Regions from separate parts of the Homo sapiens genome. Here region 1 is linked to region 2. A link is an interaction called in ENCODE POLR2A ChIA-PET data of the cell type or tissue named here. Cell type or tissue: PC-9. All regions are shown on one strand. Each heading gives the region's core, and the rest is flanking DNA. Links, peaks and the distances in the headings are about the cores only.

Region 1 (8,161 bases), core at 2,069-6,068, 660 kb after region 2:
CTGGGTCCCAGGCTATTCTTTGCTGGGAGACTTTTTATTATGGCTTCAATCACATTATTTGTTATTGGTCTGTTTGGGGTTTGGATTTCTTCATGGTTCAATCTTGGTAGATTATATGTGTCTAGGAATTTATCAATTTCTTCTAGGTTTTTCAGTTTATTGGCATATTGTTGCTTATAGTAGCCTCTAATGATCCTTTGAATTTCTGTGGTATCAGTTATAATGTCTCCTTTTTCATCTTTGATTTTATTTACTTGGCTATTCTCTCTTTTTTTCTTAGCCTGGCTAAAGATTTGTTCATTTTATTTATCTTTTCAAAAAACCAACTTTTTGTTTCATTGATATTTTGTATTATTTTGTTTCAATCTCATATCTGCTCTGATCTTTATTATTTCTTTTCTTCTACCAACTTTGGGTTTGATTTGTTCTTGGTTTTCTAGTACTTTAAGATTGTTAGATCATTTATTTGAAGTTTTTCTACTTTCTTGATATAGGCACTTATAGGTATAAACTTCCTTCTTAGTACTGCTTTTGCTGTATCCCATAGGTTTTGGTATGTTGTGTTTCATTTGTTTCAATAAATTTTTCAATTTCCTTCTTAATATCTTCATTGACTCACTGGTCATTCAGGAGCATATTGTTTAATTTCCATGTATTTGTATAGTTTCCAGAATTATTCTTGTTATTGATTTCTAGTTTTGTTCCACTGTGGTCAGAGAAGGTACTTGATATTATTTCAATTTTTTGAATGTTTTAAGATTTGTTTTGTGGCCTAACATATGTTCTATCCTTGAGAATGATCCATGTGCTAAGGAGAAGAATGTGTATTCTGCAGCTATTGGATGAAATGTTAAGTAAATAACTATTAGGTTCATTTGGTCTATAGAACAGATAAATTCCAATGTTTCTTTATTGATTTTCTGACTGAATGATGTGTCCAATGCTGAAAGTGGGGTATTGAAGTATCCAGCTATTATTGTTTTGGGTCTATCTCTCTTTAGCTCTAATAATATTTGCTGAACTGGGTGCTCCCAAATTGGGTGCATATATATTTACAATCGTTGTATCCCCTTCCTGAATTGACCCCTTTATCACTATATAATGACCTTCTCTGTCTCTTATTATAGCTTTTGTCTTGAAATCTATTTTGTCTGATATAGGTATAGCTATTCCTGTTCTTTTTTGGTTTCCATTTGTGTGGAATATCTTTTTCCATCCCTTTTTATTCAGTATATGTCTTTATTGGTGAAGTGTGTTTCTTGTAGGCAACAGATTATTAAGGTCATGTTTTTTATCCATTCAGCCACTTTATATCTTTTGATTTTGCTTTCTGGTTGTTTTGCGGTCTTCTCCTTCCTGTCTTCATTTTAGTGAAGGTGATTTTCTCTGGTGCTTTTTATTTGTGTATTCGTTGTATGTTTTTAGATTTGATGTTACCATGAAACTTGCAAATACTATCTTATAACTCATTGTTTTAAACTGATGACAACTTGATGCTGGTTGCATAAACAAACAAGCAAAAAGAAAACTAATAAAAACTACACTTTAACTTCATCTCCCCCTTTTTAAGCTTTTTGTTGTTTCTGTTTATATCTTATACTGCCTATGTCTTGAAAAGTTGTTGTAGTTATTGTTTTTGATTGGCTCATCTTTTCATTTTTCTCCTTAAAATATGAACTGTTTACACACCACAATTATAATGTTATAATATTCTGTTTTTCTGTGTACTTACTGAGTTTTGTACCTTCAGATGATTTCTTATTGCTCATTAACATTCTTTTCTTTCAGATTGAACTCCCTTTAGCATTTCTTATAAGGCAGGTCTGATGTTGATTAAATCCCTCAGCTTTTGTTTGTCTTGGAAAGTCTTTGTTTCTCATTCACGTTTGAAGGGTATTTCCACTGAACATACTATTCTAGAATAACAATTTTTTTTTCCTTCAGCACTTTAAATATGTTATGTTGCTCTCTCCTGGCCTGTAAGTTTTCCACTGAAAAGTCTGGGACAGATGTATTGGAGCTCCATTGTATGTTACTTTTTTTCTTTTCTCTGGATGATTTTAGGATCCTTTCTTTATCCTTGACTTTTGGAAGTTTGATTATTAAATACCTTGAGGTAGGTCTTTTTTTTTTTTTTCCCGAGACGGAGTCTCGCTCTGTCACCCAGGCTGGAGTGCAGTGGCACAATCTCAGCTCACTGCAAGCTCCACCTCCTGGGTTCACGCCATTCTCCTGCCTCAGCTTCCCAAGTAACTGGGACTACAGGCACCTGCCACAACGCCCGGTAATTTTTCGTATTTTTAGTAGAGATGGGGTTTCACCGTGTTAGCCAGGATGGTCTCGATCGCCTGACCTCGTGATGTGCCTGCCTCGGCCTCCCAAAATGCTGGGATTACAGGTGTGAGCCAGTGCACCTGGCCGAGGTAGGTCTTCTTTAGGTTAAATCTGCTTGGTGTTCTAAAACCTTCTTGTACTTGAATGTTGATATCCTTCTTTAGGTTTGGGAAGTTCTCTTTTATTATCCCTTTGGATGAACTTTCTACTCCTATCTCACTCTACCTCCACTTTATGGTCAATAACTCTTAGATTTGCCCTTTCAAGGCTATTTCCTAGATCTCATAGGTGTGCTTCATTCTTTTTTTATTCTTTTTTCTTTTGTCTCCTCTGTGTATTTTCAAACAGCATGTCTTCAAGCTAACTGTTTGTTCTGCTTAATTTTGCCATTAACAATTCTGATGCATTCTTCGGTATGTTACTTGCATTTTTCTTTTTTTTTTTTGAGACGGAGTCTCCCTCTGTCACCCAGGCTGGAGTGCAGTGGCGCAATCTCGGCTCACTGCAAGCTCTGCCTCCCTGGTTCACGCCATTCTCCTGCCTCAGCCTCCTGAGTAGCTGGGACTACAGGCGCCTGCCACCGCACGCAGCTAATTTTTTATATCTTTAGTAGAGACGGAGTTTCACTGTGTTAGCCATGATGGTCTCGATATCCTGACCTTGTGATCTGCCCGCCTCGGCCTCCCAATGTGCTGGGATTACAGGCGTGAGCCCCCATGCCCTGCCTGTTACTCACATTTTTCAACTCCAGAATTTCTGCTTGATTCTTTTTTAATTGTTTCAATCTCTTTGTTAAATGTATCTGATAGGATTCTAAATTCCTTCTCTGTGTTATCTCAGATTGCTTTGAGTTTCCTCAGAACAGCTATTTTGAATTCTCTGTCTGAATAAACACATATCTCTGTTTCCCCAGGATTGGTTCCTTGTGCTTTATTTAGTTCATTTGACGAGGTCATGTTTTCCCAGATGGTCCTGATACTTATGAATGTTCATCAGTGTTTGGCCATTGAAGAGTTAGGTGTTTATTGTATCTTTGCAGTCTGAGCTTGTTTGCACCTGTTCTTCTTGAGAAGGCCTTCCAGGTATTTGAAGGGACTTTGGTGTCGGTATCTAAGCCATATCTATGGTAGGGCACACCTCAAGCCCAGTAATGCTGTGGTTCTTGGAGACTTGTAGGGGTTCTGCCTTGGTGGTTTTGGATAAGATATGGAAGAATTCTCTGGATTACCAAGCAGTGACTCTTGTTCTCTTCCCTTACTTTCTTCCAAAGAAATGGAATCTTTTTCTCTCTGTGCTGAGCTGCCTAGAGCTAGGGGAGGGGTGACACAAGCACCCCTGTGGCCACCACTACTGGGACTGTGCTGAGTCAGACCTGAAGCCAGCACAGCATGGGGTCTTGCTCAAGTCCTGCTGTAACTACTACCTGGCTACTGTTTGCATTTGCTCAAGGCCCTAGGGTTCTTACCACCTACGATCAGTAGGTGGTAAAGCCAGCCAGGTTTGTGCCCTTGCCTTTAGGGCAGCAACTTCCCTCAGGCCCTGGGTGGGTCCACAGATAGTGTCAGGGAGCCAGGACCAGGAGTCAGAAACCTTAGAAATCTATGTGGTGCTCTATTCTACTGTGGCTGAGCTGGCACTGAAACCACACGACAAAGTCCTTCCCACTCTTCCCTCTCCTTTCCCCAGGCAGAGGAGTCTTTCCCCATGTCAACCATCATCACAGGCCCACAAGGAGCAGTGCCAGGCTACTGCCAACGTCCACTTAAGGATCAAGGACACTTTTAGGCAGTTTGTGGTGAAGGCTACGAGTCCTGAATCTCTCCCTTCAGGGCAGTGGCTCCCCTCTGGCCCAGGGTAGGTCTAGAAATGCTGTCTAAGAGCCAAGGCTTGGAATCAGGGATCCCAAGAGGCTGTTTGGTGCTCTACTGTGGCCAAACTGGTATCTAAGCTGCAAGACAAAGTCCCCTTTACTCTTCTCTCTGCTTTTCTCAAGCAGAAGGAGCCTCTCCTTGTAGCCACCACAGCTGTGAATGTGCTGGGTCACACCTGAAGCCAGCACATCTCAGAGTCTCACCCAAAGCTTACAACACTGCTGAGTATTCAGGGCCCAAGAGCTCTTTAGTTAGCAGGTGATGAATCCTGCCAGGACTGTGTCTTTCCCTTCAAGACAGTGGGTTCCCTTCTGGTCTAGGGTGTATCTGGAAATGTCATTTAGGAGATAGGGCCTGGGATGGGGCCCTCACAACTCTGCCTGGTGCCTATCCTACTGTGGCTGAGCTGGTATCCAAGTTGCAAGACATAGTCCTCTTTACTTTCCCCTATTCCCAAGCAGAGGGAAGGGGCGTCTTTTAGAGCTGTGAGCTGCACTGCCTGGGGTTGGGGGAGGGGTGGTGGAAGCACTCCATTAGCTGCCTCAGCTGGTGTCTCTCTAGGTCACATGCCCCTCAAGTCTACTAGCTCTGAGCCCAACACAGCACTAGGACATACAGTCCTTGTGGCCTAGACTGCCTTTCAAGTTTATTTAGAGCACTTTAGCCCATGGTGGTCAGGTTTGCTGACACTCAGGTTTTGACCACTGGGATGGGTGATTCCCCTCTGGCTAGGGCTTGTCTAAATGCTCCCTCTGTGGGTGTCCACTGAGTTCTGTCTGGCGTTGGCAGCACTGAGTTCCAATGCAAAGTCCCACAATTGCTGTACTCTCCCTCCTCCAAGCATACAGATTTCCTCTGCACAGTACATGTCTGCTGCTGGGGGATGGGAGAGGGGTAGCATGGCAATTCAGGACTGTCTTTTCTACCCTCTTCAGTGTCTCTTTCAGTGATATTAAGTTAAAACTAGGTACTGTGATCACTCACTTGATTTTTGTTTCTTATGAAGATGTTTTTTGTGTAAATAATTGTTAAATTTGATGTTCCTGTGGGGAGGATGATCAGTGGAGGATTTTATTCAGCCATATTGCTCTGCTTCCCTCCCTTTTTGTTTTTTGTTTTTGATATGGGGTCCTGCTCTGTCACCTGGGCCGTAGTGCAGTGGTGTGATCATAGTTTACTGCAGCCTTAAACTCCTAGCCTCAAGTGATCTTCTTGCCTCATCATCCTGAGTAGGTAGGACCACAGGTGCATGCCACCATGCCCAGCTAGTAAAAAAAAAAATTGTAATAGATAAGATCTTACTATGTTGCCCAGGCTGGTCTTGAACTCCTGGCCTCAAGCAATTCTCTGACATCAGCCTCCTGCATAGGTGGGATTACAGGCATGAGCTACCATCCCCAACTTAGTTCTGTTTTTGTTTTATGTATTTTGAATCTCTGTTATTAGGTTCATAAATGTTTCAGATTGTTATGTCTTCATATTAAACTGACCCTTTAATCATTATTAAATTACCCTTTTTATTTCTGATATTTTTGTTTTAAAATCTTTCTGAAATTAATACTAGCATTGCAATTACAATTTGTTTCTTGTTTTTTTTTTGTATCAGCATTGTATAATCTTTTCCTATCCTTTTACTTCAAACTTCTTTGTGTTTTCATATTTACAGTGCACTTCTTGTGCGCAGTGTATAGTTTGATGTTGGCTTTTTATCCAGCCTGACAACCTCTGCCTTTTAGTTGGAGTGTTTAAGCCAGTTGTGTTGAATGTGATTATTGAGATCACTGGATTTAAATGTGCCACCTTGCTATTGTCCTCTATTTATCTCTTCTATTTTTGTTTCCTTTTTCCTCTTTGTCTTCTTTTGAACTAATTGAATATTTTTAAAACTCCATTTTATCTTCTCTGTTGGCTTATTAGCTAACATTTTTTGTTTTAATTTTTAAATAGTTTTAGGGTTTTGTGTGTGTGTCTGTGAAGTGAGTGTATTTTTAAAGTTATCACAGTCTACTTTTATGTAATATTATACCATTTCATATATAGTATAAGAACGTTACAATAATATTTATTGATTTTTAAACTCCCAAATTTGTGCTAATTTTCTCCTGCATTTTACTTAATGTATGTGTTGAAATCCCCACAATATGGTGTTATTTTTGCTTTAAACAGTCAGTTTGATTAAAAAAATAAAAAATTCCTCATATTTACCCATAGATTTACAATTCATGGTACTTTTCACTTCTTTGTGTCAATTCAGATTTCTACTTCACGCTATTTCTCTCCTGCCTGAAGACATCCTTTAGCATTTCTTACAGTGCAGGTCTGCTGAGGATGGATTCTTTCACCTTGTTAAAAGAAAAAACCTTAGACAAATTACATTTAATAGAGTTTAATTGAGCAAAGAATGATTCAAGAATTGGGCAGCACCTGAAACAGAATAGGTTCAGAGAGACTCTAGCACAGCCATACGGTAGGAGAAAATTTATGGACAGAAGAGGGAAAGTGATGTGCAGAAAACAGAAATGAGGTACAAAAACAGCCAGATTGGTTACAGCCCTGCATTTAGCTTATTTGAACACAGTTTGAACAGTTGGCTGCCTTTGATTGGCTGGAACTCAGTGATTGGCTCATGAGTAGGTTATACATCCCGTTAGGTTAGAGTTCACTGTGTACAGAGAAACTGTTAGGCCAAACTTAACATGTGTAAAGAGGCAGCTTTAGGCTAATGTTAACAACCTTTTGCATGCTGAACAAGTTTTTGTGTCAACTTATTTTTTAAAGATATTTTTGCTGGCTATAGAATTATACATTAATTTTTTTTTCTTCTCTTAGTTCTTTAAAGATGTGCTACCACTGAACTCTGGTTTACTTTGTTTCCAACAAGGTGTCTGCCATCATTCTTGTTCCTCTACATAGAATGTGGCTTTTTTTCTGTAGCCACTTTTAAGATCTCTTTTCTCATTGGTTTAAATCAATTTGACTGTGATGTGTTTGGTGTAGGTTTATTCATGTTTATTGTGCTTGTTGTTCTTTGAGCTTCTTTAGTCTGTGTTTAGAGTTTTTGTTAAATTTGGAAATTTTCTAATCATTATTTCTTCAAATATGTTTTCTTTCTCCTCCCTCCCCACTTCATGGTCTCCAATTATATGTATTTTAGTCACTTGAGGTTGTCCCACAACTTGCTGATGCTTTGTTCAATTTTTTCATTGTTTCATTTTGGATAATTCTGTTTCTGTATTTCTGAGTTTACTAGTATTACGTAGTTTCTAATCTGCTGTTAATCTCATCTAGTGTATCTTAAAAAAACCCTCAGATATTGTATTTTGTAATTCTCTGGGTTCAATTTAAGTCGTTTTAACATCTTCCATGTTTCTGTTTTCCAAGCTTAAATGTAAAGTAATTTCAGCATGTAAAAATAATTTAGAATTTTACCTTGTTGGGTGCTGATTATTTTGGTATTCTGTAGATATTCTTGATCTTTGTTCTTAGACGCACTTCAGTTACTTGGGAACAATTTCTTTCAAAGCTTGATTTTTAAGCTTTGTTGGAGATCAGCCTTTTCTCCAGAGATAATTTTGAGCATTCCTGAAGCAATATCCTTCTGAGTACTTGATGCCCTGGGAATGTTACTCCCTCCACTGCTTTCCACCAGGCTCTTAGAAACACAAACGATTTTCTCCTTGTTTGAGCTCTAGGGATTTTTTTTTTTAATCATTCAGATGTTTTTTCCTGGCCCTTGGTTGGTTTCTCCCTATACATATGTTGATCATTACTTAGCTGAAGACACAAATAGACCTACCTACAGATCTTCAAAGCTTTTTCTCTGTGCACCTCTTTTCTCCACACTCTGTCCTGCCATCTTGGCCTCAGTGGACTCCCAGCTTCATCAACTCAACTCAGACCACTGGGTTTGGCTTCCCTCTACTTGAGCCTGTACACTTTTTCAAGGCAGTAAGCTG
Region 2 (4,000 bases), core at 1-4,000:
TTTGGATACATACATGTTTTCATTCCTCCTGGGTATATATCCAGGAATGAAACTGCTGCGACATAGAGTTACTCTTTTACCTTTTGAGAAATTTCCACACTGCTTTCTAAAATAGTATACCATTTTACATTGCCACTAGCAATGTATTGCTATTCCAATTTTTGTACTTCTTTACCAACCCATGTTATTGTCTGTTGATTATAGCCATCCTAGACGGTGTAAAGTGGTCCTTTTTAAAAAAAATGGCATTGTTATTTTGTGGGATCAAAATTTTTTCTTATCCTGTGGATGGTATTATTTCTTTAAATTCTCGTTGGTTCCCTGAAGTGTCTCTCCTTGAGGCTCATCTTTGTTCAGTTGTTTTGAACTTCTGTCTTTCAACTTGGAGACATTTCACAGATGTGTATGATCCTTGTCTGGACATTCCTATTTAAAACTCAAAAACTTACTATGAATGCTATGTTTATGAATAAGGCTTTATGATGTGTGGCCACCCTACTTTTTCACTGGGGACTCCATATATTATTACTTAGAAATATTTTCTTTTCAAAATATTTTATCTCCTGTCTAAGGCTATGTTCTTTTTTGATTAGCAATTTCTTTAAGTCATTTTTCTCTTCTCACTTTTACTATACATTCAAGAGAAGCCAAGCCATACCTTCAACACTTCGTTTAAATATTTTCTCAGCGAAAGATTCAACTTCATTCCTCGTAAGTTTTATTTTTCATAAATAAAATAAAAAACTAGGGACCTCTGCAGACAGAGCGATGGAGGGAACTAGCAGTACACCATGCAGAATAAAAATGTTAACTTGATCTTTCTGACTTTCGACCTGCACACCACCCCTATTAACCACCCAACCTGGTATCCCTGAGTCAAGAGCCTCACTAGTTTAATGTCTCCATATCATATACTTCCGGTTCTCAGATATATAGGTAAGAAGTTAGCAACAGTAAGCTAAGAAGATTTAACCATCTATATTCTGACTTTAAAGAAATAGCCTTGATTTTAGCTCCACACTTGAACTCTGAGTTTTGCAGTAACAGGTTCCTTCAAATCCCAAGACTTTCTTCAATTTTGTGGGGGCAAACTCTTTTCATCATGATTTCTGTCTCTAGGCACATACTTACCTCTTTCCATGCTCTACAACTTGTAAAAGTTTCTGTTTGCTTCCATCTTCTCTTCTATATTTTAACCTTATGAACTGACACTTTAAAAACATGACATTATTGACATTTAAGTTTTGAGAAAGTGTCTATGATCCTTGTCTGGACATTCATATTTAAAACTCGAAAATTCAGGTCTTCCTCACATGCAAAAATACATTCATTCCATCCCAATAGCCACAAAAGTCTTAACTTATTCTACCAGCAACTCAAAGGTTTGAAGTCTAACATCTCATCTAAATATGATTTAAATTAAATGAATAAAATTCACAGTACAATAGATTTTGAAGCAAATTGATCTCCAACTGTGAACTTGTGAAATCAAACATGTTATGGGCTTCAAAAATACAATGGTGGGAGCGACATAGGATAGACATTCCTATTCCAAAAGAACGAAATAGGAAAGAAGGGGTAACATGTCCCAATTAACTCCCAACACAATAGGGTAAACATTAAATCTTAAGGCCCAAGAATAATCTTTGGTTCAATGCTGTCTTCAAGGCCCACTAGGGTGCAGGTGGCTCTGCCCCTGCAGCTTTGCTGAGCAGGTGTTTGGGGACCCACAGCTCTGAGCATCCTTGTTCCCACAGCTTGGCAAAATGGCCCTCTAGCAGCTCTCTGTCTGTGCTTCACTCACAGTATCGCTGTGCCTGGGCACCATGGCTCTCCTGGACTGAGGTCATAAGCTCAAGGCTCTGCCAGGAGGCTCCTTCCTTTAAAACCCAGGTGGAACCAGCCATTTCCCCTGGCTTGCACTTTCTGCACCCTGGAGGAGATATGACCCTCCAGAAGGGTGATCACTGCAGTCTCTGCCACACCTAGACACACTGAAGCTGCACCTGGGGCAACTGATGAACACAGTCTAAGTATAGGAAGCAGAGAATGAGTTCATGCTAGGCAGTATGGCCCAAGGTCCCACAGACTCCTGTAGCCCTTACATTGCATTCTTCCATTGTCTTGAACAACAGCACCTGGCTTCAGTTGAGATGGCTGACTAATCTCCTTATCAGATGGTCATTTGGCCACACCCTTTAAGTTCTTTCCCAAACAGCCTTTCTCATTCTTTACAGTAGGGATAGGCTGACAATTTTTCAAACATTTAAATTCAGCTTCATTTTTTATTAGCAATTTAAGTCATTTTTAACTTCCCACATTTTACTATACAGTCAAGAGAAGCCAAGCCATACCTTCAATACTTTTCTTAAATATTTCCTCAAAGATTCAACTTCATTCCTATAAGTTCTATCTTTCACAAAACACTAGGGCAGGAATGCAATTCAGCTCTCTGCCTCTTTATAATAAGAATGATATTTACTCCACTGTGCAATAACATTGTGATATTGTAAAATATATATTTGGTCTTTATCCCTATTGTGGTATCTTTTCATATGCATGAGTTGACTGATGGCTGGGAGCCCCTCAGTAACATCAGGATGGGGGCTGGTCATAAAAAAAGACCAAAACCTGACTAGAACATTAGGACTTTCAGCACCACCCCTGAAAACTCTGGGAAGGGAGAAGAACTGAGAGTTAAGCTGGTCATCAATGGCAAATGACTTAATCAATCGTACCTACATAATGAAGCTTCCATAAAACCCCAAAAGAACTGGGTTTGGGGAGCTTCTAGATAGCTGAACACAGGCAAGTTTCTGGAGAGTACCATGTCCAGAGATGGCATGGAAACTCCATGTCCCTTCCACCATGACTTGCCCTACACATCTTTTCCATTTGGCTGTTCAACTGTATCCTTTTTTTTTTTTTTTTTGAGACAGGGTTTCACTCTGCTGCCCAGGCTGGAAGGCAGTGACGCGATCATGGCTCACTGCAGCCTCAACCTCCCAGGCTCAAGCAATCCTCCCACCTCAGCCTTCCAAGTATCTGGGACTACAGGCACACACCATCACACACACACCACCACACACAGAAGATTTTTTATTTTTTTTGTAGGGACAGGCTTTTGCCATATTGCCCAGGCTGGTCTTGAACACTTAGGCTCAAGTGATCCATCCTCTTCAGATTCCCAAAGTGCTGGGATTACAGGTGTGAGCCACCATGCCCAGCCATGTATCCTTTGTAATATCTCTTATGACACCTGAGTAAATGAAAGTAAGTTTATCTCTCAGTTCTGTGAGCTGCTCTGGCAAATTAATTAAACCTGAGGAGGAGGGGATCATGGAAACCCCTGATTTATAGCCAGTCAGAATACAGGCGACAATCCATTACTGGCAACTGGTATCTGAAACCGGGGTCAGGCATGTGGGACTGAGCGCTCAACCTGTGGGATCTGATGTTACCTCCAAGTAGATTATGTCAGAACTGAAGTGAATTAAGAGGACACCCAACTGGTTTGTAGGAGAGAATCATCATCTGCAGAATCTGCCAAAGAATTGGTTGCTGGTGAGAATTCCCCACACATTTTGGTAACCAGAGGTGCTACGTTGTATTGAGTGGTGACGGAGACTAGGAAAAACACTTTGTTTTTTTCCTCTCTATCCTTAGACACATGTTCTTTCTTTCCAGGTGAGACCTATCAAAATGGCCAATACTGTGCATATTTCTACCAACATTCTTTTCAGGACTATTCTGGTATTATCTAAGAAAACTGAGGCTTTCTCTACAGCTCTCTTATAACCTCAGTTCCCACCAGAATCGCCTTTAAAGGTCTGCTCACAGCAATGTAGGCCTTTGCACTCATTTCAAAATTCTTCCTTCTACTACTGATCACCCAGTTTCAAAGGTGCTTCAGAATTTTTTGGTATTTGTTATATAGTACCACCTCCACTTCTCAGTGCCAACTTTCTGTCATAGTCCATTCAGTCTCCTATAACAAAAT

The links. Peaks named below come from ENCODE experiments on the same cell type or tissue, not always from the same donor. Only the 100,000 strongest peaks of a DNase experiment are listed, where the experiment ranks them.
Region 1: POLR2A ChIA-PET joins it to region 2 with 7 read pairs; 1 of 35 experiments calls an interaction of 5 or more read pairs at or near these places.

Annotation. Positions count from the first base shown.
Region 1 is chr5:66,194,265-66,202,425 of GRCh38, forward strand. The region is part of intron 1 of LOC401191 (a long non-coding RNA gene); the gene reads left to right. Among named protein-coding and RNA genes, the nearest start is that of LINC02065, 11 kb to the right of the region's middle. In PC-9, for the core only: no CTCF peak of the experiment used is centred there; a DNase peak (open chromatin) is centred at 3,777; H3K27ac peaks cover 2,033 bases.
Region 2 is chr5:65,537,894-65,541,893 of GRCh38, forward strand. All of the region lies in intron 6 of CENPK (centromere protein K), which reads right to left. Among named protein-coding and RNA genes, the nearest start is that of CENPK, 23 kb to the right of the region's middle. In PC-9, for the core only: no CTCF peak of the experiment used is centred there; a DNase peak (open chromatin) is centred at 2,128.